Regions from separate parts of the Homo sapiens genome. Here all the other regions are linked to region 2. The links are chromatin loops, found by intact Hi-C in ENCODE. Cell type or tissue: dorsolateral prefrontal cortex. All regions are shown on one strand. Each heading gives the region's core, and the rest is flanking DNA. Links, peaks and the distances in the headings are about the cores only. Region 1 overlaps BCL2L2-PABPN1 (BCL2L2-PABPN1 readthrough). Region 2 holds the start of NGDN (neuroguidin). Region 3 overlaps RNF212B (ring finger protein 212B).

What was found. A loop is a pair of places that touch in the nucleus more often than their neighbours do. Peaks named below come from ENCODE experiments on the same cell type or tissue, not always from the same donor. Only the 100,000 strongest peaks of a DNase experiment are listed, where the experiment ranks them.
Region 1: a loop joins it to region 2, with 6 times the contacts of the local background. A loop is called at or near these places in 78 of 110 quality-filtered maps.
Region 3: it touches region 2 in a loop (5-fold over the local background); 15 of 110 quality-filtered maps call a loop at or near these places.

What each region holds. Positions count from the first base shown.
Region 1 is chr14:23,323,066-23,332,998 of GRCh38, forward strand. It overlaps BCL2L2-PABPN1 (BCL2L2-PABPN1 readthrough), which reads left to right. Exons shown (of 8, transcript NM_001387346.1): 5 at 1; 6 at 312-418; 7 at 900-987; 8 at 1,073-3,098. The coding sequence ends at 1,234. It overlaps PABPN1 (poly(A) binding protein nuclear 1), which reads left to right. Exons shown (of 7, transcript NM_004643.4): 3 at 1; 4 at 312-418; 5 at 900-987; 6 at 1,073-1,224; 7 at 2,182-3,098. The coding sequence ends at 2,221. Among named protein-coding and RNA genes, the nearest start is that of PABPN1, 6.6 kb to the left of the region's middle. RefSeq lists a silencer at 5,128-5,217. In dorsolateral prefrontal cortex, for the core only: CTCF peaks have their summits at 5,144 (motif pointing right) and 5,364; a DNase peak (open chromatin) is centred at 5,146; H3K27ac peaks cover 2,289 bases.
Region 2 is chr14:23,463,407-23,473,339 of GRCh38, forward strand. It overlaps NGDN (neuroguidin), which reads left to right and starts at 6,297. Exons shown (of 11, transcript NM_001042635.2): 1 at 6,297-6,321; 2 at 6,636-6,695; 3 at 7,500-7,571. The coding sequence starts at 6,310. RefSeq lists a silencer at 5,924-5,973 and an enhancer at 6,060-7,000. In dorsolateral prefrontal cortex, for the core only: CTCF peaks have their summits at 5,895, 6,094 and 6,297; DNase peaks (open chromatin) are centred at 5,875 and 6,275; H3K4me3 peaks cover 2,032 bases; H3K27ac peaks cover 1,898 bases.
Region 3 is chr14:23,259,547-23,269,479 of GRCh38, forward strand. It overlaps RNF212B (ring finger protein 212B), which reads left to right. Exons shown (of 15, transcript NM_001282322.3): 6 at 338-398; 7 at 1,113-1,141; 8 at 3,119-3,165; 9 at 3,382-3,424; 10 at 4,628-4,688; 11 at 5,077-5,125; 12 at 9,378-9,417. It also overlaps the pseudogene RNU6-1046P and the pseudogene HMGN2P1. Among named protein-coding and RNA genes, the nearest start is that of HOMEZ, 22 kb to the right of the region's middle. In dorsolateral prefrontal cortex, for the core only: CTCF peaks have their summits at 5,728 (motif pointing right) and 5,927; no DNase peak of the experiment used is centred there; H3K27ac peaks cover 478 bases.

The DNA of each region.
Region 1 (9,933 bases), core at 1,101-9,100, 140 kb before region 2:
TGTACGTACTGGGGCTCTGACTGGGGTTGGGGGCAAGTTCTTCTTTTGGGGAATTATTTAATAGTCCTGAAAGGAACATCTCCGGGATAGATGTGGTTTTGGGTGTGGAGGGAGTGTGGGAAGGAGGTTAAAGGTAATGGAATGATCAGTAATCAGCAAAGGCTCTGGGTTTGGAAGGAAAAGAGATTAATTCCTCAAATTACCAGATTTCATGTGCTTTGGTGTATGATGGCCCAGACCAAAGGCTCGGGAGGGTTCCTTTTGAGACAGGAATTTGCCTGGTGCCTGTGAAATTTTTCTCCTCTCATCAGGTGGACTATGGTGCAACAGCAGAAGAGCTGGAAGCTCACTTTCATGGCTGTGGTTCAGTCAACCGTGTTACCATACTGTGTGACAAATTTAGTGGCCATCCCAAAGGGTAAGTAAAGGGGAGTAAGTTGAGATAATTTAAATTACAGTGTACAAATAGATAAATTATGTTTTATATTGAGCAGTAAGTTATTTGGTGTTAACACAGGTGATCTGTGTCATTTAAGATCATGGCATTAATGTTGATATATCAGGAGTTGCACCTAAATGTCTTCAGAGGCCAGATAACAAAAATGAAGGCTAGATGTGGGTGGGATTACGAACTAGAAGGGGAGGGGCAGCTTCTACTTGGCCTATTATGGCCATATGGAAATTCAGGCCCTGTGTGTCTTATTTTTACAAATTTCAAAGAGTAGCTGGAAATTTTAAAATTTAAATGATTTCGAATGATTGAAATTTTCCATTTAGAAGAATTTTGACAAATAAAAAATATAACTGCATTGTAGCCCAAAACGAAGCATGCCTGCAGGTTGAATTTGACCTGTGAGGTATTTGTAACCTCAGAGAGATACAATGACAATTCTTTTCAGGTTTGCGTATATAGAGTTCTCAGACAAAGAGTCAGTGAGGACTTCCTTGGCCTTAGATGAGTCCCTATTTAGAGGAAGGCAAATCAAGGTAAGCCTATGTCCATTGCTGTTCTAGTTGTGTATAAACTCTCCAGGTTGCCTTTAAGGCTATCATTTGTTCATCTCTGACTCAGGTGATCCCAAAACGAACCAACAGACCAGGCATCAGCACAACAGACCGGGGTTTTCCACGAGCCCGCTACCGCGCCCGGACCACCAACTACAACAGCTCCCGCTCTCGATTCTACAGTGGTTTTAACAGCAGGCCCCGGGGTCGCGTCTACAGGTCAGGATAGATGGGCTGCTCCTCTTTCCCCCGCCTCCCGTGAGCCCCGTATGCTTCCTCCTCTCTGGTCTGAGGAACCTCCCTCCCCCCACCCCTCCCCGTGGTCTTCAGGAACTTTGTCTCCTGCCTGTGCAGGTTGAGGAAGGTAGTTGCAGGCCAGGCCAGAAGGCCAGCCTCATCATCTTTTCTGCAGTAGAAATTGGTGATAAGGGCTGCATCCCTCCCTTGGTTCAAAGAGGCTTCCACCCCCAGCCTTTTTTTTCTTGGGAGTTGGTGGCATTTGAAGGTGTTTGCGGACAAAACTGGGAGGAACAGGGCCTCCAGGCAGTGAAAGCACTGCTTGGACATTTGTTACTTTTTTCGGAGTTAGGGAGGGATTGAAGACTGAACCTCCCTTGGAAGAATACCAGAGGCTAGCTAGTTGATCCTCCCCAACAGCCTTGTGGGAGGATTTTGAGATACTTATTCTTTATTTGAGCCAGTCTTGCAAGGTTAACTTCTCACTGGGCCTAGTGTGGTGCCCAGGTTTTTGCCTTGCTTCACTTCTGTCTCTACATTTAAATAGACGGGTTAGGCATATAAACCTTGGCTTTTCATAAGCTCTACCTGCCTATCCCCAGGAGTTAGGGAGGATCTATTTGTGATGGCCTAGGGTTTAAGAGCTGTGGAGGACTGAAAACTGGATAAAAAGGGGGTCCTTTTCCTTGCCCCTGTCTCTCACTCAGATGCGCTTCTTTTTCGCCACTGTTTGGCAGTTTTCTGTTAAGCCCCCCTCCCCCTGCCCCAGTTCTCCAGGTGCGTTACTATTTCTGGGATCATGGGGTCAGTTTTAGGACACTTGAACACTTCTTTTCCCCCCTTCCCTTCACAGTAACTGGGGCAGGGGCCTACGGGGAGGGGCTTGTACTGAACTATCTAGTGATCACGTTAACACCTAACTCTCCTTCTTTCTTCCAGGGGCCGGGCTAGAGCGACATCATGGTATTCCCCTTACTAAAAAAAGTGTGTATTAGGAGGAGAGAGAGGAAAAAAAGAGGAAAGAAGGAAAAAAAAAAGAATTAAAAAAAAAAAAAAGAAAAACAGAAGATGACCTTGATGGAAAAAAAATATTTTTTAAAAAAAAGATATACTGTGGAAGGGGGGAGAATCCCATAACTAACTGCTGAGGAGGGACCTGCTTTGGGGAGTAGGGGAAGGCCCAGGGAGTGGGGCAGGGGGCTGCTTATTCACTCTGGGGATTCGCCATGGACACGTCTCAACTGCGCAAGCTGCTGCCCATGTTTCCCTGCCCCACTTCACCCCCTTGGGGGCTGCTCAAGGGTAGGTGGGCGTGGGTGGTAGGAGGTTTTTTTTTTTACCCAGGGCTCTGGAAGGACACCAAACTGTTCTGCTTGTTACCTTCCCTCCGTCTTCTCCTCGCCTTTCACAGTCCCCTCCTGCCTGCTCCTGTCCAGCCAGGTCTACCACCCACCCCACCCCTCTTCTCCGGCTCCCTGCCCCTCCAGATTGCCTGGTGATCTATTTTGTTTCCTTTTGTGTTTCTTTTTCTGTTTTGAGTGTCTTTCTTTGCAGGTTTCTGTAGCCGGAAGATCTCCGTTCCGCTCCCAGCGGCTCCAGTGTAAATTCCCCTTCCCCCTGGGGAAATGCACTACCTTGTTTTGGGGGGTTTAGGGGTGTTTTTGTTTTTCAGTTGTTTTGTTTTTTTGTTTTTTTTTTTTTTCCTTTGCCTTTTTTCCCTTTTATTTGGAGGGAATGGGAGGAAGTGGGAACAGGGAGGTGGGAGGTGGATTTTGTTTATTTTTTTAGCTCATTTCCAGGGGTGGGAATTTTTTTTTAATATGTGTCATGAATAAAGTTGTTTTTGAAAATAAAAATTGTTTGGCCTTTTGGGTGTAAGGATTATTTATCTTCCTATTCTCTCTTAGATCGCAGATGGCTATTAATTCTGCCTTGTGGTAGAAGTACTGGTGTTGTGGAAGGGAGGTTGCCACTTGTGAATTAAGGAGTAGGAATTACATTACAACTAGCAGGAACATTATGTGTTTAGTTGAGAATGATAGGTTTTCTGGATAACATGTAACCCTGATTGGCATTTGAGAGAGAAATAAGCCTGGGAAAGTAAAAGAATAGCTGAATTGGGCCGGGCATGGTGGCTCACTGCTACAATCCCAGGACTTTGGGAGGCTGAGGTGGGCAGATCACGAGGTCAGGAGATCAAGACCATCTTGGCTAACATGGCGAAACCCCACCTCTACTAAAAATACAGAAAATTAGCCTGACGAGGTGGCGGGTGCCTGTGGTCCCAGCTACTCGGGAGGCTGAGCCAGGAGAATGGCGTGAACCCAGGAGGTGGAGCTTGCAGTGAGCCAAGTTCACACCACTGCACTCCAGCCTGGGTGACAGAGTGAAACTGTCTCAAAATAAAAAAAGGAATAGCCGAATTACTGACCTAATGGCGCTTTTGTGTGCTCCTGATACAGCTTACGTGCAAATGAACTATCCATGCCTGCAGCCCTAGAGCTTTGGATTGGGGTCTGGGTAACCTTGTCTTTGGGGTCTCGCTATGTTGACCAAGCAATCTTCCCATCTTAGCCTCCCAAAGTATTGGGATTACAAGTGTGAACCACTGCACCCAGCTACCTTTTCTACCTCAAGGTGGGCCCAAGAAATGCAGAAGACAAAATACACTTAGCTAAGAGACAATCGGAAAGCTTGTTTTTCCAACCATGCAGTAACCATTTAATGTGTCCAGCTAACTTATATTAATTGGATCATTTATTTTTTTGAGATGGTCTTGCTTTGTCACCCAGGCTGGAGTGCAGTGGCTCACTGCAGCCTCAACCTCCCGGGCTCAAGTGATCCTCCCACCTCAGTGTCCTACATAGCTGTGACTATAGGTGCCTGCCTTCACACTTGGCTAATTTTTTGTAGAGACAGTTTTGCTGTGTTGCCCAGGCTGTCCCAAACTCCTGAGCTCAAGCAGTCCTCCTGGCTTGGCCTTCCTATAGGCGTGAGCCACAGCTCCTGGCCAGGATTAGTTTATTAGGACTTCACAACTGGCTTTCACTGTTTTCATATCTAAATTTTGTCTTGGGCATCCTAATTTCTCCATTTTTTATTCCAGTGTCAGATTGGTCTTAAAACTTGAACACTACATCACTAGCCAGGTTGAACCTTCAGACTTCATTACCTATAGAATTTCTTAGTATTTCAACCTTACTATTTTTTCATTTACTTCTCAGGATGTTTTGTTCACAATTGCCTCTGACCTGGATGCTCTTCAAAAATCATATGTTAAAGAAATGGCTCTGTGGCCGGGCGCAGTGGCTCACACCTGCAGTCTCAGCACTTTGGGAGGCAGAGGTGGGCGGATCACTTGAGGTCAGGAGTTTGAGACCAGCCTGGCCAACATGGTGAAATCCCGTCTCTACTAAAAATACAAAAATTAGCCAGGTGTGGTGGCATGCACCTGTAGTCCCAGCTACTCTGGAGGCTAAGGCAGGAGAATCGTTTGAACATAGGAGGTGGAGATTGAGGTGAGCTGAGACTCAGCCACTGCACTTCCAGCCTGGGTGACAGAGCGAGACTCTGTCTCAAAACAAACAAAACAAAAAACTCTGTTATATCTGAAGCCTTAACCCACCTCTCAAATTGCAGTATTTTCTAAAATCTCATGTCAGTGTTATCCACCACATATTTTAGGATTTGGTCATTTATTCTACTTTCTGTTATGGGTTAGGCATTTGAGGTCTATCTTTTCTCCTAACTAGATTCACCTAAAATAGTGCCGTGATCTCTGTGGCTTCTGCAGAGGCTGATTAGTGAGGGTCTGGATAGTGTTCAATATAAACTTTTTACTGGAAGAATGAAACAGCCTAAGTGACTTGTTGCTGTTAATGCTGTGATGGTCTCATCTGTCCACCAGGGGGCACTAAATGGCTGGCTCTAAAAGATCCCCATAAATTGTTGGGTATTGGAGGGTGAATCATGTTTTGACCCTTCTCTGGTTTAGTTTTCCATATTCAGTCAATTCTACCATATCTTGTCTGTTCTCTCTATTCCTACTTTCACTGCTTGAGTAACTCCCCATCATCATTGCAGGGGTCCTGGCAGATGTATTGGCTTCAAATTTTTTTTTGAAAAATAAAAATTCCTAAAAAAAGTACTTTAAAAGATAGGGTCTCGCTATGTTGGCCAAGTTGATCTTGAACTCTTGGCCTCAAGCAATCCTCCTGCCTCGGCCTCCCAAAGTGCTAGGTTTATAGGCGTAAGCTACCATGCTCAGCCTCCAAACTTCTTATTGCCAAAAAAAGCCCTCTATGATGCCACCAATAAGTACAAAGTCCAAACACAAGCATGGAACTACAACCTTTTTCAATCTGATCCTGATTACATTTCTCTTCCAGATCCTGCCCTACACCTGATGTACTATGCATTGTAGTTGTTATTTATTTTCATGTATCCCTCATGCTGTTCCCTCTAGCCTGCTATGCTCATTCCAACTCTTCTATGAAAATCACGCATATCCTTCCAAGTGTAAGCCAGGTACAACAGACATGAAGCCTTTCCTGATTTCCAAGTCAGAAGTAATCACTCCTGCAGTCAGGACAAACTGTTCCTATCCCTGTTTAATATTTACTTTGTGGTTTTATAATGAAACTAACTACATTTCTGTTTTCCCACTAGAATGCAAGCTTCTTCTTTTTTTTTTTTTTTTTTTTTTTTTTTTTTTTGAGACGGAGTCTCGCTCTGTCGCCCAGGCTGGCCTGCGGACTGCAGTGGCGGGATCTCGGCTCACTGCAAGCTCCGCTTCCCGGGTTCACGCCATTCTCCTGCCTCAGCCTCCCGAGTAGCTGGGACTACAGGCGCCCGCCACCGCGCCCGGCTAATTTTTTGTATTTTTAGTAGAGACGGGGTTTCACCTTGTTAGCCAGGATGGTCTCGATCTCCTGACCTCATGATCCACCCGCCTCGGCCTCCCAAAGTGCTGGGATTACAGGCGTGAGCCACCGCGCCCGGCCGAATGCAAGCTTCTTGAGGGCATCAATTGTGACTTTGTGTCTGCCTCACAGGGCCTGCCATTTAGTAGGTGCCCAAAAGTTGCTTATTCACCCTGGGCTTGCCTTTCCTGTCCTGGAGAAGGCGGTAACAACAATAGTGTTGCCTTTTACCTGGAGCTGGTAGTTTTCTTCCTCTTTTTTTTTTTTTTTCCTGAGACGGAGTTTCACTCTGTCGCCCAAGCTGGAGTGCAGTGGTGCCATCTCAGCTCACTGCAACCTCCACCTCCCAGGTTCAAGCAATTCTCCTGCCTCAGCCTCCTGAGTAGCTAGGATTACAGGCATGCGCCACATGCCTGGCTAATTTTTTGTATTTTTAGTAGAGACGGGGTTTCAACATGTTGGTCAGGCTGGTCTCGATCTCCTGATCTCGTGGTTAACCCACCTCGGCCTCCCAAAGTGCTGGGATTACAAGCGTGAGCCACCATGCCCGGCCTTTAGTTTTATTCTTATAAGAGTCAGACTATTTTACTTAAAAGAGACTAGGTTTAGAGGAAGAAGCATGGAAAGAAAGTTACTTTCCTCGGGCAAGCTTGGTTATTTTTGGTGGATGATTTCTGTCAGTCACTCCTGATCGGCTCTCTGTTAACTGAGGGATAGAAATGAGCCCAATCTCACTGGAGTTCCATGGGAAGAAAGAGACTGGGAGAGCCTGTGTATAAAACCTGTCTGGGGTGAGGGTCTGTGAGTCAGAGATCCTTAGAGGGCCTTTGGATGATGCAAAATAAACCGAGGCAAGCCAGTGCTTTTTAAGGTAGGATTTGCCCAATCCGACGTTGGCAATGGAGAAAAGAAACAGTTGGTGGGTTTTTACAATAATATTGCTGCTTTCCTTGTTTTTATGTATGGTTAGAATGAGCAGCCTTTCTCAAATTATGATCACATTTTATTATTATTATTATTTTTTGAGATGGAATCTTGCTCTGTCGCCTAGGCTGGAGTGCAGTGGCACGATCTCGGCTCACTGCAACCTCTGCCTCCTGGGTTCAAGCGATTTTCCTGCCTCAGCCTCCCGAGTAGCTGGAATTACAGGTGTGTGCCACCACGCCAGGCTAATTTTTGTATTTTTAGTACAGACGGGGTTTCACCATGGCTGGTCTTGAACTCCCGACCTCATGATCTGCCTGCCTCGGCCTCCCAAAGTGCTGGGATTACAGGCATGAGCCACTGCACCCGGCCTTATTATTATTTTTTAATGGAGACAAGGTCTTGCTCTGTTGCTCAGAATGAGCAACAAATTCATATCTCACTGAAACCTCAAACTCCTGGGCTTGAGCCATCCTTCCACCTTAGCCTCCCAAGTATCTGAGACCACAGGCACATACCACCATGCCTGGCTAATTTTTTGTTTTTTTATTATTTATTTATTTTTTTGAGATGGAGTCTTGCTCTGTCACCCAGGCTGGAGAGCAATGGAGCGATCTTGGCTCACTGCAACCTCAGTCTCCCGGGTTCCAGCAATTCTCCTGCCTCAGCCCCCCAAGTAGCTGGGACTACAGCCGTGCACCACCAAGCTCGTCTAATTTTTTTATTTTTTAGTAGAGATGGCGTTTCACCATATTGGCCAGGCTGGTCTTGAACTCCTGACCTCATGATCCGCCCGCCTCAGCCTCCCAAAGTGCTGGGATTACAGGCATGAGCCATCGCGCAGGGCCAGAATTTTATTATATTTTATTTTTTGTAAAGATGAGATCTTGCTATGTTGCCCAAGCTGGCCTCAAACTCCTGGGCTCAAGTGATCCTCCCACCTCAGCCTCACAAAGTGCTTGGATTACAGGCATAAGCCACCATGCCTGGCCCAGTATTCCTTTTTATGGCTGACTAGTATTTCATTGGATATAACACATTTTGTTTCCATCATCAACTGATGGACATTTGGGTTGTTTCTATTTTTTTGGCTATTACAAATAGTCTGGCTCCAAACAACTGTATAAGTTTTTGTATGAACATATGTTTTCATTTCTCTTGGGTATATACTTAAGAATGGAGTTGCTGGGTCATACTGTGCTATGGTTTGAGTGTTTGCACCTCCACCACAATCCATATGCTGAAATCCTAACCCCCAAAGTGATGATATTAGCAGTTCGGGACTTATGGGAGGTCATTAGTTCATAGGAGAAGCCCCAAGAGCTACCTTGCCCTTTTACATCACGTGAGGATACAGTGAGAAGGTACCATCTATGAACCAGGAAATGGGATCTCACCAGATATTAAATCTGCCAGAACCTTGATATTGGGCTTCCCAGTCCCCAGAACTGCAACAAATAAACTTCTGTTGCTTGTAAGCCACCCAGTCTACCTTATTTTGTTACAGCAGCCCAGATGAATGGACTAAGACCCATGGTAACTATCTTTAACCTTTTGAGGAACTGCCAGACTGTTTTCCAAAGCAGCTGCATCATTTTACATTTTCACCAGCAATGTATGAGGCTTCTGGTCTCTTTACATCCGCACCAAACTTGTTATTGTCAATCTCTTTGGCTATAGCCATCCTAGAGGGTATGAAGAGGTATCTCATCGTAGTTTTAATTTGCATTTGTCTGATGACTCAAAGATGTTTAGCATCTTTTCATGTGCTTATTTGCCATTTGTATGTATGTGTGTGTGTGTATATATATATATTCAGATTCTTTGCCTTTTTTCTTTTTTGAGACTGGGTCTCACTCTGTCCCTCAGGGTGGAGTGCGGTGGCCCAATCACGGCTATTCACAGCCTCAACCTCCCCAGGCTTAGGTGATCTTCCTACCTCAGCCTCTTGAGTAGCTGGGACTACAGGTGCGTGCCACCACGCCCGCCTAGTTTTTAATTTTTCTAGAAATGGGGTTTCGCCATGTTGCCCAGGCTGCTCTTGAACTCCTGTCTCAAGCAATCTGCCCGCCTCAGCCTCCCAAAGTGCTGGGGTTACGGGGATGAGCCACCAAGCCTGGTCCTCATTTTTAAAGTAGATTGTTTTCTTGCAAGACTTCTTTTTAATTTAAAAAATTTTTTTTTTTTTATTTTTAGAGATGAGGTGTTGCTATGTTGCTCAGGCTAGCGTACACAGGCATGGTACTCCAGTGCATGCCATAGTGCACTTCAGACTTGAACTCCTGGCATTAGGCAAACCCTCTGCCTCAGCCTCCCCAACAGCTGGGACTACAGGTATGCATCAGCATGCCCAGCCTTCCTTTGCTGAATACTGAATACTGAAGACTAGACTTATCAGATATATGATTTGCAAATATTTTCTTCCATTTTGTGGGTTCTTTGCTTGCTTTTTTTTTTTTTGAGATGGAGTCTCGCTGTTGCCCAGGCTGAAGTGCAGTGGCGCGATCTCGGCTCCCTGCAAGCTCTGCCCCCCAGGGTTCACGCCATTCTCCTGCCTCAGCCTCCCGAGTAGCTGGGACTACAGGCGCCCGCCACCTTGCCTGGCTAATTTTTTGTATTTTTAGTAGAGACGGGGTTTCACCGTGTTAGCCAGGATGGTTTCGATCTCCTGACCTCGTGATCTGCCCGCCTCGGCCTCCCAAAGTGCTGGGATTACAGGCGTGAGCCACCGCGCCCGGCCCAGTTCTTTGCTTTCTTGACAGCATCTTTTGAAGCACAAAAGTCATGAAGATGTGTCTATATTTTCTACTGAGAGTGTTATAGTTTTAGCTCTTATGTTTAGGTC
Region 2 (9,933 bases), core at 1,160-9,159:
CTCCAGCCCAGGTGACAGCGCGAGACACTGTCTCAAAAAAAAAAAAAAAAAAAGGCCAAGCATCGTGGCTCACACCTGTAATCATAGCACTTTGGGAGGCTGAGACAGGTGGATTGCTTGAGGTCAGGAGTTCAAGACCAGCCTGGCCAACATGGTGAAACCCCGTCTCTACTAAAAGTACAAAAAATTAGCCAGGCATGGTGGTGCATGCCTGCAATCCCAGTTACTTGGGAAGCTGAGGCAGGAGAATCACTTGAATCCGGGAGGTGGAGGTTGCAGTGAGCCAAGATCGTGCCACTGTACTCCAGCCTGAGTGACAGAGCGAGACTCCATCTCAAAAAGCAAAACAAAACAAAACAAAACAAACTTAAACAATTTTGTCCTCCAAATAATACCACTAAGCAAGTGAAAAGACAAAATAAAGTGGGAGAAAATATTTGCAAATCATGTATCTAATAAGGGGTTTGTGTCTAGAATATGGAAAGAACTCTTACGACCAATAATAAAAAGACAACTCAATTTAAAAATGATCTGAACAGACAGTTCTTTTTTTTTCTTTTTGAGACGGAGTCTTGCTCTGTCACCCAGGCTGGCGTGCATTGGCGCAATCTCGGCTCACTGCCATCTCTGCCTCCTGGGTTGGGTTCAAGCAATTCTTCTGCCTCAGCCTCCCAATAGCTGGGACTACAGGCATGTGCCACCACACCCAGCTAATGTTTGTATTTTTAGCAGAAATGGGGTTTCACCATATTAGCCGGGCTGGTCTTGAACTCCTGACCTCGTGATCCGCTCGCCTCGGCCTCCCAAAGTGCCGGGATTACAGGCGTGAGCCACCATGCCCAGCCGACAGTTCTTCAAAGATACTCACGTGGCCCATGAGCACATGAAAAGATGTCCAACATCGTAAGACATTAGGGAAATGCAAATCAAAACCTCAATAAGACACTGGAGTAACTCACTAGAGTAACTATAATTAAGATTATAGATTATAGCAGATGTTGGCAAGGATGTGGAAAAATTGGAACTGTTTTATTGCTGGTGGAAATGTAAAATAGTGCAGCCCTTTGGAAAACAGTCTGGCAGTTCCTCAAATGGTTAAACATAGAGTTACTGTATGACCCAGCAACTCTACTCCTAGATGTAAACCCAAAAGAATCGAAAACATATGTTCCCATAGGAATTTGGCTACAAATGTTTATAGCAGCACTACTTAGCCAGAACGTGGAAACAACCCAAATGCCCATCAACTGATGAATGGATAAATAAAATGAAGTATATCTATACCATGAAATATTAGTCAGCAGTAAAAAGGAATAAAGTAGTGATATACACTACAATATGGATAAACCTTGACAACATTATGCTAAGTGAAAGCAGCCAGTCACAAAAGACTACACATTACATAATTCCACATTAAGGATATGTTCAGAATAGACAAAGCTACAGGGATACAAAGTTGATTAGTGGTTGTCTAGAGCTGAGGGTTAGAGGGTTGGGAAAAAAAGGGGAAGTGACTACTAATGGATACTGGGTTTTTTTTGGAACATTGTAAAAATGTTCTAAAATTGTTATGGTTATATTTGCACAACTCTGTGAATATACTAAAAGCCACTGAATTCTATGATTTTTTAAATCAAAACAATTTTTTTTTTTTTTTGTAGAGATGGGTTTCACTATGCTCCCCAGGCTGGTCTCAAACTCCAGGCCTCAAGTGATCCTCCTGCCTCAGCCTCCCAAAGTGCTGGGATTACAGGTGCAAGCCACCATGCCCAACCCCACTGAACTGTATCCTTTAAATAGTGAATTGTATGATATGTATATTAAATCTCAATATAGCTGTTAAAAACTTTTCTCAGTATATACTTGAAATATTATGGACGATTGCCAGTTTATGAAACTGTTGAAAGAAATAGAAGACAATAAATTTAATGATCTTGTATTCTTTGCCAATGCTTGTTGGTTGAGTGGTAGAAGAGCTTTACAAAGATTTATTGTACTGTTAGCTCCAAGATTCTCTTGTAACAAAAGGAATGATTGTGTCAGGGCTCAGAAAACGATACTCCAGAGTATGGCACTTTGGCATGCTAAGCACTTTGAACTAAAGGAGATTGGAAGGCCTTAGAAGCAGCCTCAGAAGCAAAGTCTTTCTCTGACCTTCTCCTGCCCTCTTGTCTGCTGCCCTTCCTTCTGCTGCAAGGCAAGCCATAGAAACTAGAATTCTGGCTGGGCGTGGTGGCTCACACCTGTAACCCCAGCACTTTGGAAGGCTGAGGTGGGCAGATCACTTGAGGCCAGGAGTTTGAGACCAGCCTGGCCAATGTGACGAAACCCCATCTCTACTAAAAATACAAGAATTAGCCGGGCATCGTGGCAGAGGCTGCAGTGGGCAGAGATCGTGCCATTGCACTCCAGTCACTCCAGCCTCAGCAACAGAGCGAGAATCTGTCTAAAAAACAAAAAACAAAGGCCGGGCGTGGTGGCTCATGCCTGTAATCCCAGTACTTTGGGAGGCCAAGGCCGGTGGATCACAAGGTCAAGAGTTCGAGACCAGCCTGGCCAATGTGGTGAAACCCCGACTCTACCAAAAATACAAAAAAAAATTAGCGAGGCGTGGTGGCGCATGCCTGTAATCCCAGCTACTCAGGAGGCCGAGGCAGAAGAATTGCTTGAACCCAGGAGGTGGAGGTTGCAGTGAGCTGAAATCGCGCCACTGACTCCAGCCTGGCAACAGAGCAAGACACCGTCTCAAAAAAAAAAAAAAAAAGAAAAAAAAAATTAGAATTCGTCTTCCCTAATGCAGGTTTTAAAAACTGGAACCCCAGGGCTGGGTGTGGTGGCTTATGCCTGTAATCCCAGCACTTTGGGAGGCCGAGGTGGGTGGATCACGAGGTCAGGAGTTCGAGACCAACCTGGCCAATACGGTGAAACCCTATCTCTACTAAAAATACAAAAATTAGCTGGGCGTGGTGGCATATGCCTGTAATCCCAGCTACTTGGGAGGCTGAGGCAGAAGAATCGCTTGAACCCAGGAGGCAGAGGTTACAGTGAGCTGAGATCGCGCCACTGCACTCCACCCTGGGTGACAGAGCGAGACTCCGTCTCAAAAAAAACAAAAACAAAAACAAAACAACAAAAAAACTGGAAGCTCTGTCCCCCAAACCAGCCATAAAACCTAAAAATTTTACTCTAAATTTCTCTCACCTTTCTGCTAGGAGCTAGCCGTAAAAAATATTCTCTGACTTCCTCATTTGATGGTCAGTCATAAATCCTCATTTTGGAGGGGTCCTCCCTGTAAACCAGAAAGTATCTGAAACAGGTCTCAATCAATTTAGCAGTTTATTTTGCCAAGATTAAGGACGTGTCTGGGAGTGAGGCTTGTGCCTTTCTCCAAAGATGACTTTCAGGGCTTCACTATTAAAAGGGGAAAAGTAGGCTGGAGGAGAAAGAGGGAGGGTACATTAATCCACATGTTGCAAGAGAAAAGGAGCAGGTAGGGGAATAGTCAATTGGTATTTGTCTCAGGCTCAGTAAATCGGCACACAAGATAAGGTGAACACACAGTAAATACTTGTAGAGATATTTAACATTTTATCTGTAGCTATCCGCTTAGGAACAATAGCAAAGGCAGTTGCTTGCATGACTCCGTTGAGCTTAATTTTTTTCTTTTGGCATAGTGAACTGGGGTCCCAAGTTATTTTCCTTTCGCATTCCCTATACCCCAAAGGATTGCTATCTAGAGAGGCTAAGAAAAATCTGAACAGACAGGCCTTGCTGGGATTCCCCCCTCAGTCTAGTTCTGTCAGATCATACTCTTTTTGTCCTATCACATTTCTACACGCTGTCCATTCTTCATCAAACCTAACCATAAAAATGGAATCTTCATTTCTGAAGGCTCCCGTGTCATGTAAAACTTTCAATAAATTCATCAAACTTTTTTCTTGTTAACTTCTTTTGTTATAGGAGTGTCTTCTATGACCCTTATGATGGGTGAGGAAAGGTATCACACTTTTCTGCCCCTATAGTTGACAAGTATTTTATTTTTTTAGAGATGGGGTCTCCCTCTTTCACCTTTTTTTTAGAGATAGGGTCTTGCTCCGTCACCCAGGCTGGAGTGCAGTGGCACGATCATGGCTCACTGCTGCCTTGACATGGGCTCAAGTGATTCTCCTGCCTCAGCCTCCAGAGTAGCTGGGACTACAGGTTCAAGTCACCGTTCCTGGTGGACAATTATTTTAATAATCAAGGCCGGGAGCAGTGGCTCATGCCTGTAATCCCAGCACTTTGGGAGGCCGAGGCAGGTGGATAGTGAGGTCAGGAGTTTGAGACCAGCCTGGCCAACCATGGTTTAGTAGAAACCCCGTCTCTACTAAAAATACAAAAAATGAGCTGGATATGGTGGCGGGTGCCTGTAATCCCAGCTACTCAGGAGGCTGAGGCAGGAGAATCGCTTGAACAGGGAGGCAGAGGTTGCAGTGAGCCAAGATCGCGGCACTGCACTCCAGCTTGGGCAACAGTATGAGACTCCGCTCAAAAAAAAAAAAAAAAAAAAAGGCCGGGCGCGGTGGCTTACGCCTGTAATCCCAGCACTTTGGGAGGCTGAGGCGGGTGGATCATGAGGTCAGGAGATCGAGACCATCCTAGCTAACATGGTGAAACCCTGTCTCTACTAAAAAAAAAAAAAAAAAAAAAAAAATCAGCCGGGCGTGGTGGCAAGTGCCTGTAGTCCCAGCTACTCGGGAGGGCGAGACAGGAGAATCGCTTGAACCCGGGAGGCGGAGGTTGCAGTGAGCCGAGATCGCGCCACTGCACTCCAGCTTGGGCAACAGAGCGAGACTCGGTCTCAAAAAAACCCAAAATATGGCAGTGCAATTTGTTTTCTCATTGCTATCATAAAGCATATGAACAAACTAAATTTCAAATTCCCCGAAAAGGAAAAGTTTATTGCTGATCTAATTAGACAGGTCCGAAAATTTATGTAGAAATAGAAACTTTTCATAATACAAATCTTGATAAAACATTACAAAAGCTACTGGATAATTGACTAAGTATGCTGCAACAGCATCCTGAGCTTCCACAGTGGGCCTGAAGCAGCAAATTAAATGTTAGAGGAGTGGGGACTGAACACCCTCCTGCCTTCTTGAATCCAGCAAGATCTAGATACCAGGATTTCCTTACCTCACCTGCCCAGATACAGGTGTTATTCTTAATTCCAAAAGACAGCTTCAAGTCGGTAAGATCTGATTTCTAGACCCAGCTCTGTTGGACGAGTTGTGAACAAAAAATTATACACTATCATTCACCCTTTCGGTGCTTTATTTCCTAAGGCATGGGATGGGAACAATGAGTATCCGTCCAACCTACTTCACCAGCTTGTGAAAAACCAGAGTGAGAGAACACATCTGAAAGCACTGGGTAATGATGAGGCAGGTTATACTGAAACATGCACTGCCAGAGTTTGAACCAAGTTCTGCTGAAGACCTGTGTGACCGCGGTAAGTCATGTAAATATGAACCGTTCCCCAATTTGTAAAACGTATTCTTTTCATGTCCCCAAACTGGTAGGAGCGAAGAGTGTCGGGGCGTTATTGGAGCCGTTTCTCAGCGCTCCACAGTGCACACCAAGAGGGCAGGTGTCCTCGCACTCGGTTTCTAAACTCTGGCTCTGGGCTTCTCTAGCCTCGCTCTCTTATTTACAGATGAAGAAGGCTCAGAGACCGAGTGACTTGTCCACGGTCACACAAGGAGTAGTGTTACAGAATCGATTCCAGGGCCACCGGGTCTGTAAGGCATTTGGCGCGGTGGCCGTTGGATGAGCAGCCAGCAATGGCGGCTCTGCAATGTCGACACCGCAAAGCCAAGCCAAGGCCCATCACCTAGCGGCCGGTTCACGCACTACAAGAAAAGTGCCGTGAAAAAAGACTCTGGGTGCTGCGGCAGACGGGAGCCAATACGCGCTAAGTTCGCTCTGCTAATTCCTTTTTTCTATTGGTCCTTCCAACTGTCAATCAATTATTTGACTGTCTCTTATTGGCTTGCCGTCAATCATTTTACTCAGTCTACCAATCACACGCTCTTTGCCAAGTGCTTTTTTTCGTCCTGACGACTCTTTCTGAGTCTGACGAATTTAGCCAGTTCCTTTATTCCATTGGCCAGATCAGACTCCTCCTCTCGTTTATCCTGTTGGGGGCGGAAGTGAGAAAGCCCTTATTCGTATTGGCTTAGATTTGCAAGCGGCAGTTGTCTATCAAATCTATCAAGTCGCCCTTAGCGCTCAGGAAGTACGACACCGGAAGGGGTGGGCTTTGCGAAGATGGCGGCGCTGGTGAGTTTGGTGTGGTTTCTTCCTCGCGTAGCTATTGTGGAGTTGTCCTTTGCCTTCAGCGGCTGGAGGCAAACTGTTGGTACCAGGGAAGGGTGGTGATGAAAGTTGCTTCAGGGAGGCGGCCTCCCTAGAGTTACCGTTCCTGTCCGGTAACCCAAGGGGCTGGCTTTAAGGCGAGTCTGTGAACCCGAGTGTGAAGGCCCCGAGTCTGGGTGTCTGACGGAGAGAGGGCAGTTTCCCACCCTAGACGTTCCACTTTCCTATAATCCTGAGGAAAGAATGACTTTTCTTTACGCCTCCTCTCCCTTCTGTAGGGGGTGCTGGAGTCCGACCTGCCAAGTGCCGTGACACTTCTGAAAAATCTCCAGGAGCAAGTGAGTAGTGTCGCCTCTGGAATAAATTAGTCACGGATTGGCTTTGAGTTTGTGTACTTCACCTCAAAACTTTGGTGATTGAGATACGTGAATGCTTCCAAAAACCTTAGAGTAAAATGATGTAATCAAAACCTTTTCACGCCAGAATTCTAAGTAATTGATTCTGCACCCAAGGGAATACAAGAAACTCCAAAAAGAAATTATATGAATAGTTTTCCTTTATTCATATAGCTAAGGAAACCAGTGCTTGGAATGGTAACATGACTTGCCCTTTGGGTGCCCAGGTAATACACACTTATATACAGATGCTTCTCGACTTAACGATGGAGGTTATGGCCTGATAAACCCATTGTAATTCGAAAACCTCATAAGTCGAAATTTAGGCTTGATGCCGCTGCCCAGCATCACGAGAAAAGGACGGTTTCTACCGAATGCATATTTCTTTTACACCCTCGTAAAGTGGAAATTAAGTCATAAGTCGGGGAGTTATGTAGTTCTATGCATTGTAAGTTCAACTAGTACAAACAAAATTACAGTGCTTCAGTCACTACTCTCTCAGTCCTTTTCTCCTCCCTGTGGTTCAGTAAAAGATGGTCTCTTCTTTAAGAAGTGGAAAGTTTTTTTTTTTTTAAACTTTTTGAAGAACCATCTCTCCTATGCTTTCCGAGAAGTGAGAAGATAGTACTATACTTTAGACAGTGTTTCAGATAATTTTTAGGTGGCATTGTTTAGCTTTTGCTCTTCACAGTTTGCAGACATAATTTGATATAATCTAATCACTTGTTTTATTTGGGCTAATTTCAGGTGATGGCTGTAACTGCACAAGTGAAATCACTGACACAAAAAGTTCAAGCTGGTGCCTATCCTACAGAAAAGGTAAGATGTACTCAAACAGTAAGCATCCCCTGACTTAATGTTCTCAGTAGTTCTTTCATTGTATGTTTATTGTGTCTTATATATCCTAAGTGCTCGAGCTTCAAACATAAATATGATCCAGTTTCTGTGCTGAAGTCTAGAGGGAAGACAAAGCAAAGCAATAGATGTAAGTATTAATAGTAGCAGTCACATTACAGAGTTATGAGTCTCCAGCCAAAGAGAGGGATTAATTAACTGCCAGAAGAGCAGAGGGATTCAGGACAGGCTTCCCAGAGGAGGTGATAGGATTTTGAGGAATAAATGGGAGGGACAGAAAGAAGGAACATGTGCAAAGGCACAAAGGCCTGAAAGTATGGTGATAAGGGAAAGGAGTAAGTCATTTTTGTGATAGGATGTACTTTCTGTGTTATGTGTGTTGGGGGTAGGAAATAAGACTGGAAAAGTCACTCTGAAGATTACTGTAGGCCAACTGAGGAGTTACTTTCAGATTTCATCTAATCTAAGACACTTATTAATTGGGACATATCACTTATTGTATATATTAAGAAAAAATGTGACAGGCCGGGCATGGTGGCTCATGCCTGTAATTCCAGCACTTCAGGAGGCTGAGGCTGGAGGATCGCTTGAGCTCAGGAGTTCGGGACCAACCTGGGTAACATAGTGAGACCCTACAAAAGTTAAAAATTAGCCGGGCATGATGGCATGTGCCTGTAGTCCTAGCCACTCAGGAGGCTGAGGCCAGAGGATTGCTTAAGCCTGGGAGGTTGAGGCTGCAGTAAGCTGTGATTGTGCCACTGCATTCAGCCTGGGTGACAGAGCAAGACCCTGTCTCAAAAAAAAAAAAAAAATTGCTTATGACATAATACCAAGATGCCAGTGACTGAAACATGCATCCTGATTTCAGAGATGTTAAAATATGAAAACCATGTGCATCTTAAAATTGAAATATGCGCCTGTAATCCCAACACTTTGGGAGGCCAGAGTGGGAGGATTGCTTGAGCCCATGGGTTTGAGACCAGCCTGGGCAATGTGGTGAGACCTATCTCTATAAAAAAAAATTAGCTGGGCGCAGTGGTGTGTGCCTGTAGTCCCAGCTACTCAGGAGGCTGAGGTGAATGGATCGGTTGAGCCCAGGAGGTCGAGGCTGCCATGAGCCACGGTCGCACCATCGCACTGCAGCCTGGGCAACAGAGTGAGACTGTCTTAAAAAAAAAAAAAAAAAAAAAAGGCCAGGCTAAGAAGAAAAGGTGGCTCACACCTATAATTCCAGCACTTTGGGAGATTGTGGCGGATGGATCACCTGAGGTCAGGAGTTCGAGACCAGCCTGGTCAACATGGCAAAACCCCATCTTTACTAAAAATACAAAAATTAGCCGGGCATGGTGGCGTGTGCCTGTCTGTAATCCCGGTTACTCGGGAGGCTGAGGCAGGAGAATTGTTTGAACTCAGGAGGCAGAGGTTGCAGTGAGCCGTGATCATGCCACTGTGCTGCAGCCTGGGCAGCAGAGCAAGACTCCATCTGAAAAAAACAAAACAACAACAATTAAAATATTGTAGTTTTCAAATGAAGGTCTGGTAGAACCTTCTCAGGGATTACTGGTTGGGGGCAATGTGGAAGAACAACTCTGGATCTCTCATCCCTACTTAACTGGAAAACTCTGGTATTATCTGTTTTTATATATTGAGCTTTTGTCCTAAGATATTTAGGCCAAATATTCTATGGGTAAATACAAGTATGAAAATCATTGTAATAAGAGTCACTGAAGGAGTTTTAAGCACAGGAGTTACAGCAGATTTGTGCTTACAGAAAGATAACTAAAAACAGCATTCAAAATATATTCCCTTCTTGTCTTTATCATTCACTTATGTTCTTATTGTCCATTTTTATTTAAAAAAAATTTAAATCTTTGTTTTTCTCTCATATGCTTGTAGCTCAGTTTGAATTTGACAATGCCCAAGCACGTCGGAAGAGCCTGCTTCTCAAATTCTTACCTGTTTTTGTCCTGGGTACCATGCTTTTTTGTTTTGTTTTGTTTCGTTGAGATGGAGTCTCCCTCTGTCGCCCCGGCTGGAGTGCAGTGGCACGATCCTGGCTCACTGCGGCCTCTGCCTCCTGGGTTCAAGTGATTCTCCTGCCTCAGCCTTCCGAGTAGCTGGGATTACAGGCGCCCGCCACCACTCCTGGCTAATTTTGTATTTTTAGTAAAGACGAGGTTTTACCATGTTAGCCAGGCTGGTCTCGAACTCCTGACCTCAGGTGATCCACCCACCTCGGCATCCCAAAGTGCTGGGATTACAGGTGTGAGCCACCACACCAGGCCTTGGGTACCATGCCTTGAACCATTTCAGTGCCTTTTGGAGA
Region 3 (9,933 bases), core at 1,258-9,257, 200 kb before region 2:
TGTGCTGCCAAAGCAATCACAAGATGGAGTCCTTGATAAAAATTTTTAGACATCAGCAGGCCAGGGGTGTGTGTGTGGGTGGAGAGAGGAAATGGAATTCTTTGCAAATTCCCCTGAAATCATACCAAGTAATTGCTTATTTTGTCCACCTAATTGTTCTCATTATCAAAACCCTGCCATTAGTCTCCTTGAATCATCAAATCCCTGATAGAAATAGCTTGTATAGCTGCAAGCATTTCTCAGTAAGTATTAACTAGATGTTAATAGTTATAATAATAAAAAATCAGGTTTTTAATCCCTGATTTGCTGGAGCTGATTGTTTCCATCTTTTGCCTAGAGAATTGTCAGTCTTAAGGAAGGAGAATGGAGAACTGAAGAAATTTCTAGCCATTCTAAAGGTGAATGAAATAGATTTTCCTTATTATTATTTTCTCTCTTACTTTTCTCATCTATCTAGCTGACTGTATAGAATAGTGTTTCCTAATCTTTTTCTCATCATGGCACACACAGAAATTGATATTTGTATAACAAGCACACTATAGTAAATGGATGAGGTCTCAGCAGACCTTGGGGGACTGAAAGGATCAATATATAGCACACTTGTAACCCATTCCTGAACATCAGTGAGTCATGACCTACCAGTTGGAAAGCTCTCTTATAGAAGAGACAGCTGTTGCAACTTAAACATTTCTCTTCAAGAAACTCAAAGATACCTCAGGACCCTTCCTCTGCATCACACTCTACTTCCTAAATAGTTTTTCTTCCTAAGAATGTTCTGTGTATTTATATAATTTTCCTATTGATCCTACTCCTGTAATTATTCTAGCACATTGTAGTGTGTCATTTTCCTTTCTCTCACCAGAGACTCCGTATTTCCCCACATATGTTAGTCTATGGGATTCCGTATGCACTCTTATGAAGAACTAAACTTTTATCCCCTCAAAGCTAATAATATCCTAAGGAAATACTGCTGCTACTTTTCCTCCTACTGGGAGTCTTAGCAACCATGACTAAGGGGCACTGAGCTTAGTTATCTCGCAAGTAAGACTGAAGATCTGTTGATTAGGATCCTCAGTTGCAGCTTTCTTCACTCCTGGTTTTTTCACCTATAGGAATCTCCAAGTCGGTACCAAGGAAGCAGGTCAGTTTTATCAGCTCCCATACTAGCCCAGCCCCCTGAAAATTCCTGTTCTTTCTTGACTCCTGGCTGTGTGAACTCTGAGAGAGAGAAAATGGTTAATGAATTTAGCTTTCACTTCTCCGAGGAAGAGTTAGTTACTGAAAGTGCCGAAGTAAAATCTTAATTGTAATGCTCACCCTGGATTGTCATCTTATGAAATCCTAGTGTTTGAAATGCTTGTTCCCTGGTGCCATAAAGAAATAGCATTTGAACATAAATTTAATTTACTCAGCAAGGTCATTTTTACTTCCTGCAGAAAGGGTACACTCGCCGGCAGTTTTGCCACGAGAGTACACTGAACAAAGGAGACAGGGTCGTTCATAACCTGACGCGTCTACCTTACTGCTGTGTCCGGTTTCCATTGGCTGGAACCAGACCTCACATTCTGTATTTGTTCCGATTGGCTAGCAACTTAGAACTTATGAAAAGGGGCAAAGGTAGAGGAGAACAAAGGAAGGAGGAAGTAACTTGTGGAATGCTGAGAAAGGTAAAAACACCTTCAAATAAGGAAGAGGAACAGACTATAACCTAATGCTTGTTTGGACCAATCTAAGCATGCCAGGGCAAATATTTAGGCTAAATTGTGGGAGCTAAGAACATAAAGTACATTGATTTCTTTATTACGGCTAGCAGATATTTAAGAATGTTAGTACAGGTCTTTAAATAAATTTTGCTTTTAAGAGAAGTTACTATTTATTCCTAATTAGATGAAGAGGAAAGTCTTTAAAGAGGAACCTCCACCTTACTTTTTACACTACTCATCCTTCAAAATTGAACTCAGTCATTTCCTCTGTGAAGACTGCATTAGGTGGAGTTAGATGGTCTGTTCATTCATTCAATATTAAGTGCCTACTGTTTATCAGGTACCATGTTACAGGCTGGATATATACCACCGGTCCTTTCTAATTAGTGATATCTATGCTCTACCAACTCTTAAATATATTTTTAGTATCGGCTGGGTGTGGTGGCTCACACCCGTAATCACAGCACTTTGGGAGGCCAAGGTGGGCGGATCATGGGGTCAGGAGATTGAGACCGTTCTGGCTAACATGGTGAAACCCCATCTCTACTAAAAATACAAAAACAAAATTAGCCGGGCGTGGTGGAGGACACCTGTAGTCCCAGCTGCTCGGGAGGCTGAGGCAGGAGAATGGCGGGAACCCAGGAGGCAGAGCTGGCAGTAGTGAGCCGAGATCACCCCACTGCACTCCAGCCTGGGTGACAGAGTGGGACTCTGTCTCAAAACAAACAAAAAAACAGAAAACAAAACAAAACTCTCTCTATATATACACACACACACATATATATTTTTTAATATCAGTCCTGCATTATGGATTAAAGAGACACTGCCCCTACATTCATAGAAGTTACAGTCTAATGTTCTTTTGTCCTTCTATACTTCTGATAAGCCCATTACAACACTTAAACACTGTTCTGATTTTTTTTTTCATCTCTCCCACTAGCCTGTAAGCCTCTCAGTTATTCTAGTTATCTTTGTAATCTCAGGATCTAGGAAATATAGACCCAAATATATGCTTGTTGGATGGCATCCTTCTTTCTGGTTACTTTGGGTTTAGTTATTTTTCTAGTTTCTTAAGGTGGATGAGAGGATGGAGGGATGTATGAATGGATGGACAGATGTATGGTTGAGAGTACTTGGTAAGGCACTGAGGAGAGAAGAAAGGTGTACTTTAAAACTTCTATTATGGGCAACACAGAGGTGGAGAAAGCTCCACTTAGGGAGTTGGAGAGCAATGGGTTTTATATGGAAACTTTGCTTCCATATTTTAGGATGCTACCTATAATACATGAGAGTAAGCAATTTGTCCTCAGAGAGGAAGCTATTATTCTATAAACAATGATCTGATTGATCCTCTAAAGTGGCACTTGACCTCTGCCTAGAGAGATTAGAGCCGCCTCTTTTTTTTTCCCTTGCAGGTCAATCACACCTCGACCAGTGGGCATTACTTCCCCATCACAGTCAGGTGGAGAACATTTTTCCCCTAAATATCTGTGTGAGATGAATATCCTTTCCTTATGTAGAAGATGGTTTCCTCTCAGAGACAATAATGTGATCTTCCTAACTTTATGTGTAATATGAAAACATTATATAACCAGATAACCATGTACAACAAATTGGCCAGGCAAGGCAGGCATACCATTGATGGCAACTTTTTATTCTGTACTTTATTCTCTTTCAGTTACCCCACGACCCAGTTTCCAGCATAGCAGTCAAGTGGTCAGGTAAACCTACACAGCAACATTAAAACTGTTGGCAAAAGTTGGAAGATAGAAGAAATATCTAGTTGTAGCTCAGATTGGGACTGATGAAATTTTAGGTCTATGTAGAAGTTTAAAGCTAGGGTTTTTTTTTTTCCCTAAGCCAAACTGTATCCAGCTTTATTAAAGATACTGTCCATTCAGGCAGGACATGGGCAGACAATCATTAACAGTATACAACAACTCTCAAACTCCCTTCTTCAATGGATTACCAAAAATCAGAAAGCCACTATAAAACCCAATGAAGTCTTCATCTCATGCTCCGAACAGGGAAAGTTGAGAGTGAGGGTTGACATTTCACATTTAGCATATTGTTTAACAACTTTTCACAAGCCAACCCTGACTTTCAGGGAATGAAATGAAAATGGCAGAATTTATCTGAAGATCCACAATCTAGAAATGGAACCACTGCTCTTTTGACAGGTGCCATCTCAGTGGCATCACTGGAAAGTCCAGATTGCCAGACAAACTGGTAATCAATGACTGGGGGTCAGGTCCTAACAGATGTCTCGGCTTAAGGGAGTTAAGTTTATGCTGAAAGATGGAAAAGGAGAAGAGGACATAAAAACGAATTTGTTTTTTCATACCACAAGGCTTTTGTGCCAAGGTGGCCATGTGTGTCAAAGTCAGGGAATCCCTCCTCTTGGGAGCCAAGAGGAAGTCTCTCAAAACTAGAAGGGAAAGGTGTTTTCCTCCCATCAATCCAGCTTCGGAGACTTTCTATTAGTGACATGTGCCCCTTCCCCCAAAAAAAACGAGTGTTCTGTGTGCTAACAACATATAAAGCTAGGTTTTCTGAGGCTGGGTACAGTAGCTTATGCCTGTAATCCCAGCACTTTGGGAGGCTGAGGCGAGTGGATCATTTGAGGTCAGGAGTTCGAGACCAGTGTGGCCAACATGGTGAAACCCTGTCTCTACTAAAAATACAAAACTTAGCTGGGCATGGTGGTGCACGCCTGTAGTCCTAGCTACTTGGGAGGCTGAGGCATGAGAATCACTTGAACCCAGGATGCGGAGGCTGCAGTGAGCTAAGCTTGTGCCATTGTGCTCTAGCCTGGGCAACAGAGTGAGACTCTGTCTGAAAAAAACCAAAACAAAAAAACAACAACAATAAAAAGTAAAACTAGGTTTTTTGCCTTTTTTTTCTTTTTGTTTCACCTTATACAGTCGGTCCTCCTCAGCGGAATCTATTCCTTATAGAGAGGCTGGCTTTGGTAGCTTGGGACAAGTAAGTAATGTTCACCTTATCTTTCCAGATTGAAGTTTCTAATGCTAAATGAAAGCAAAGGTTTATCAAGAACTTAAATTTATATTGGTTTTGGCATAAATTATCTGATGTCATACTGGACCCTATTTTCTTTTGGCAATGGAGACCTGATATTAGAAACTGACAGAGAATAAATAGGGGTGGAAATAGTGAAAGTGTTTAAGGACTCAATCAACAGTGTCCATGGTGTTCATTTTGGAAGGAGTAAAGTATGGATCTTTCTTTGACTAGTATGCCCACTGCAGTAGAACAATATATGCTTGAATGTGTAGCTATAGATAAATAGGGAATAGGGAAGCCAGATAACTGAGATATATTTATTAATTGATGCTTATTATTTGTCTATCAGGGAGGCAGAGGTCTGCAGGGAAGGAGAACTCCCAGAGACTCTTATAATGGTGAGGTGGGGGGAAAAGGGTGTCAGAAATCAACTTACTCTATGCGAAGATCTGCGGATTTCTGGTTTTCTATGCATAATATAATGCCATTTCACTTGTTTTTTTTTCCTGACAGTGATTCCATGTATCCATACATATATTACAAGGTTTTTTTTTTTTTTTTTGGTGAGATGGAGATTTACTCTTGTTGCCCAGGCTGGAGTGCAATGGCATGATCTCGGCTCACCACATCCTCCGCCTCCCATGTTCAAGCGATTCTCCTGCCTCAGCCTCCCGAGTAGCTAGGATTACAGGCATGTGCCACCACGCCTGGCTAATTCTGTATTTTTAGTAGAGACGGGGTTTCATCGTGTTGCCCAGGCTGATCTCGAACTCCTGACCTCAGGTGATCCGCCTTCCTCGGCCTCCCAAAGTGTTGGGATTACAGGCGTGAGCCACTGTGCCCGGCCTACAAGTTTTTCAAATAATGATATTTTTGTCTTCCAACTAATAAGGGGAAAATAAAGATTTGAGTGATAGAAAGTCATTGAAAACCTCTGGTCAGGAGATGGAGGATAACTTTTCAGTAAAATTGACTTGGATTTTTTTGAATTGCCACAAGATGGCATTACAAGCTAAGTGTAAAAAGAAGGTTCACAGGATGCTGATTGTTGGCCTGAAGGGTATCTGGCTTCTTTGCTGTGTTTTAAACATAAAAATATTCCAGTGAAGGAATATTTTGGGTCTGCTTACTTAATTTCTTACCTAAAGCCCCTTAAAATTATTACTGTTGTTACCATTTTCAAGGGCATTAGCCAGTACCTAGAGAATACCTATCAGAGAAGACTTTCACAAGAAAGAATTTGAAATTCCCAAATCTCTTTTTTTAATTCTCCAAATAGTCTCCCTCTAAATCTCCCACATTTGAAATCTCCCACTCCTTTGAAAAACATAGATGTTCTAGCCAATTTATTTCTGTCAGGTTGGTAACAACAGTGTTCTCTTTTTCATTCTTAATTTTAGTAATTTGAGTCTTTTCCTCTTTCTTTGTCAATCATTTCAAAGAATTCGTTTTGTTGAGAGTCTGTATTACTTCTTCTATTATCTGTTTCATTTACTTCTGGTTTAGTCTATTTCCTTCCTTCTCATTATTTTGGATTTAGTTCTTTTTCTAGTTTCCTAAGGTGGAAGTTTCGATTATTGATTTGAGATCTTTTTTACTATTGATGTTTCCAGTCATAAATTTCACTGTAGCACTGCTTTTACTGCATCCTATAACATTTGGCATGCTGTGTTTTGTTTACATTCATTCCAAAGGTTGTTTGTTCATTTGTGTTTTTTTTTGAGATGGGGTCTCACTCTGTTGCCCAGACTGGAGTGCAGTGGTGCCATCTCAGCTCACTGCCACCTTCGCCTCCCAGGTTCAGCCTCCCAAGTAGCTGGGACTACAGGCACGTGCCACCATGCTTGGCAAATTTTTGTATTTTTAGTAGCGACGGGGTTTCACCATGTTGGCCAGGCTGGTCTCCAACTCCTTACCTCAGGTGATCTGCCCGCCTCAGCCTCCCAAAGTGCTGGGATTATACCCATGCTGATCCCATTCCAAAGTATTTTCTAATGTCCTTTGTGATTTTTGTTTTTTGGACCCATTGGTTGTTTATCAATGTGTTGTTCAATATCTACATATGTGTGAAGTTCCCAAATTTCCTACTGTTATTGATTTTGACTTTCAGTGATTTAAATCCTTTTAAATGTTTTTTTTTTTTTTTTTTTTTTTTGAGATGGTGTTTCTTTCTTGTTGCCCAGGCTGGAGTGCAGTGGTGCAATCTCGGCTCACCGCAACCTCCGCCTCCCAGGTTCAAGCAATTCTCCTGCCTCAGCCTCCCGAGTAGCTGGGATTACAGGCATGCACCACCACCACACCCGGCTAATTTTGTATTTTTAGTAGACACGGGGTTTCTCCATGTTGAGGCTGGTCTCAAACTCCTGACCTCAGGTGATCTGCCTGCCTCATCCTCCCAAAGTGCTGAGATTACAGGCGTGAGCCACCACACCCGGCCTGATTTAAATCCTTTTAAATTTATGACCTAACATGTGGTCTATCCTGGAGAATGCTCCATGTGTATGTGGAAAGAATGTATATTCTACTCTTTTTGGGTGGTGTATTCTATAGAGTCTGCTAGGTTTAGCTAGTATATCGTGTTGTTCAATTAGTATGCTTCTGTTTCCTTTCCTTGCTGATCTTCTGTCCAGTTGTTCTGTCTGTTATTGAAAGTGGGGTATTAAAGTCACCAACTATTATTGTGGTTTTTGGTTTTTTGTTTTCTTGTTTTTTTGAGACAGAGTCTCGTGCTGTTGTTGATGCTGGAGTGTAGTGGCACAATTGTGGCTCACTGCAGCCTCCACCTTCCAGGCTTAAGCGATAGTCCCACTTCAGCCTCCTGAGTAGCTAGAACAAAAGGCATGCACCACCACGCCTGGCTAGTTTTTTTATTTCAATTTTCATGTCTTTGTAGAGACGAGGTCTCCCTGTTCTGCCCTGGCTGGTCTCGAACTCCTGGGCTCAAGCAATCCTCCTGCCTCAGCTCCCAAAGTGCTGGGATTATAGGCATGAGCAACCATGCCCAGTCCCTATTATTGTCAAATTGTCTTATTTTCTCTTCAATTCTATCAGTTTTTGCTTCATGTATTTTAGGACTCTATTGTTAGATGCACATATAAATGTTTCTCTTCTTGATAAATGGACCCCTTTATCATTATTTAATGCCTTTGTCTCTTGTAACAATTTTTTTTTTTTTGGGACAGAGTCTCACTCTCGTCTTGGCTAGAGTGCAGTGGCAAAATCTTGGCTCACTGCAACCTCCTCCTCCTGGCTTCAAGTGATTTTTGTGCCTCAGCCTCTTTAGTAGCTGGGATTATAGGCATGTGCCACCACGCCTAGCTAATTTTTGTATTTTTAGTAGAGACAAGGTTTCACCATGTTGGCTAGGCTGGTCTCGAACTCCTGGCCTCAAGTGATCTGCCTGCCTCGGCCTCCCAAAGTGCTGAGGATTACAGGCATGAGCCACTGTGCCTGGCCCAACAATTTTGTCTTAAAGTCTATTTTGTCTGATATTAGTATAGCCACTCTTTTGTTCCTTGTTTTTTGCATGGAATATATTTTTTCATCCTTCTCCTTTCAACCTATATGCATCTTTGAATCCAAAGTGAGTATCTTGTAGACTGTGCATAGTTGGACTTGTTTTTTCTTTCATCTGTTCTGCCAGTTTCTGCCTTTTAATTCATTTACATTTAATGTAATTACAGATAAGGAAGGACTGACTTCTGCATTTTGTTATTTGTTTTCTATATGTCATGCTTTTTGGTTAGCCTTTTGTTTGTCCCAGCTGATATTTATCTCCTTAGGCAGCCAAACAAGTGCTTCTAATTGTTTTCATCAGACTGGAGAAAGGTTTTTCTGCACTTGGTAAGCTCTGAGCTCCAAGTCCTGGTGAACTTGAGCTCCAAGTCCTGGTGCTGTCAAATTAAGACAACCTTGAAAGTGGGGTCTTCCAGGGAACCACTAGACAGGTCAAATAATGACAGTTCTCTGGGAATGAATCCTTCAAAAAGCTCCAACCCTGTTCCATCCCCTCTAGTGACTGCCAGACTGTTGGGTTTCATCATGAGCATGCCCTGTTGGTTTTCAAGGCTATCATGGAGGTGGAGAAGGAGAAATGGCAATAGAGCAAGTTAAAATGCCACAAACCTTGCTGTTTTTACTAACATTTTGCTATTTTTCTTGAATAAACATTCTCCAGATTACTACAAGCCCTTTGTTAATTTTCAGATTTCTGAAAAAGTTGATTCTGACCATTATGCCAATTTTCTCATTGCTTTTATGGAGGAGGAAATTTTTGGAGGTCTTTGCTCTGCCATTTTTGTTGATGTCACTCCTAGCTAATTTTTGTTGATGTCACTCCTAGCTAATTTTTGTCTTTACCCATTCTTTCTGGTGATTTCCATCTTAGAGGGGAAACCAAGGCACAGATACATGAGAGCACATGAAGGCAGTGAGGGATCTCAGCCCACAGACTCATGAAAGGGAGAGGAAAGCACCTATAAGAGATACTGCTATGTGATTTGTGAGCTTTTTCACTTGGCATTAGCCCCCAACCCTAACCCATATACTAAAAATCTTTTATCTCCATTTCCTTTGCCCTGGCCCCAAGTATACCTGAATCTCTTCTCCAGTTCATGGATTATCTCACAGGCTTATTTTTATGCTTTCCAGAAACCCCTTCACCGGCTTCAACTCATAGCCTATCTTATAGGTCAGTAACACTATGCTTCCTTTTTCTTGGGATGTGTTCATACTTAAACTCTGCCAGCAGGCTGGGTGCGGTGGCTCACGCCTGTAATCCCAGCACTTTGGGAGGCCGAGGAGGGTGGATCACTTGAGGTCAGGAGTTTGAGACCAGTATGGCCAACATGGCGAAACCCTGTCTCTACTAAAAATAAAAAATTAGCCGGGAGCGGTGTCACGTGCCTGTAATCCCAGCTACTCGGGAGGTTGAGGCAGGAGAATTGCTGAATCCAGGAGGCGGAGGTTGCAGTGAGCTGACATGGTGTCACTGCCCTCCAGCCTGGGTGACAGAGTGAGACTCCGTCTCAAAAAACAAACAAAAAAACAAAACTCTGCCAGCAGTCCTGGGATTACTTCTCCACTGGCTTGTACCACCGAAGTTTACAATGTGCCTTATAAGCAAAAAAGAAAGCTGGATAGCACTGTGTTTAATATACATCCAAATTACTGTATTTTGGCCCGGTAGTGGCTCCCACCTGTAATC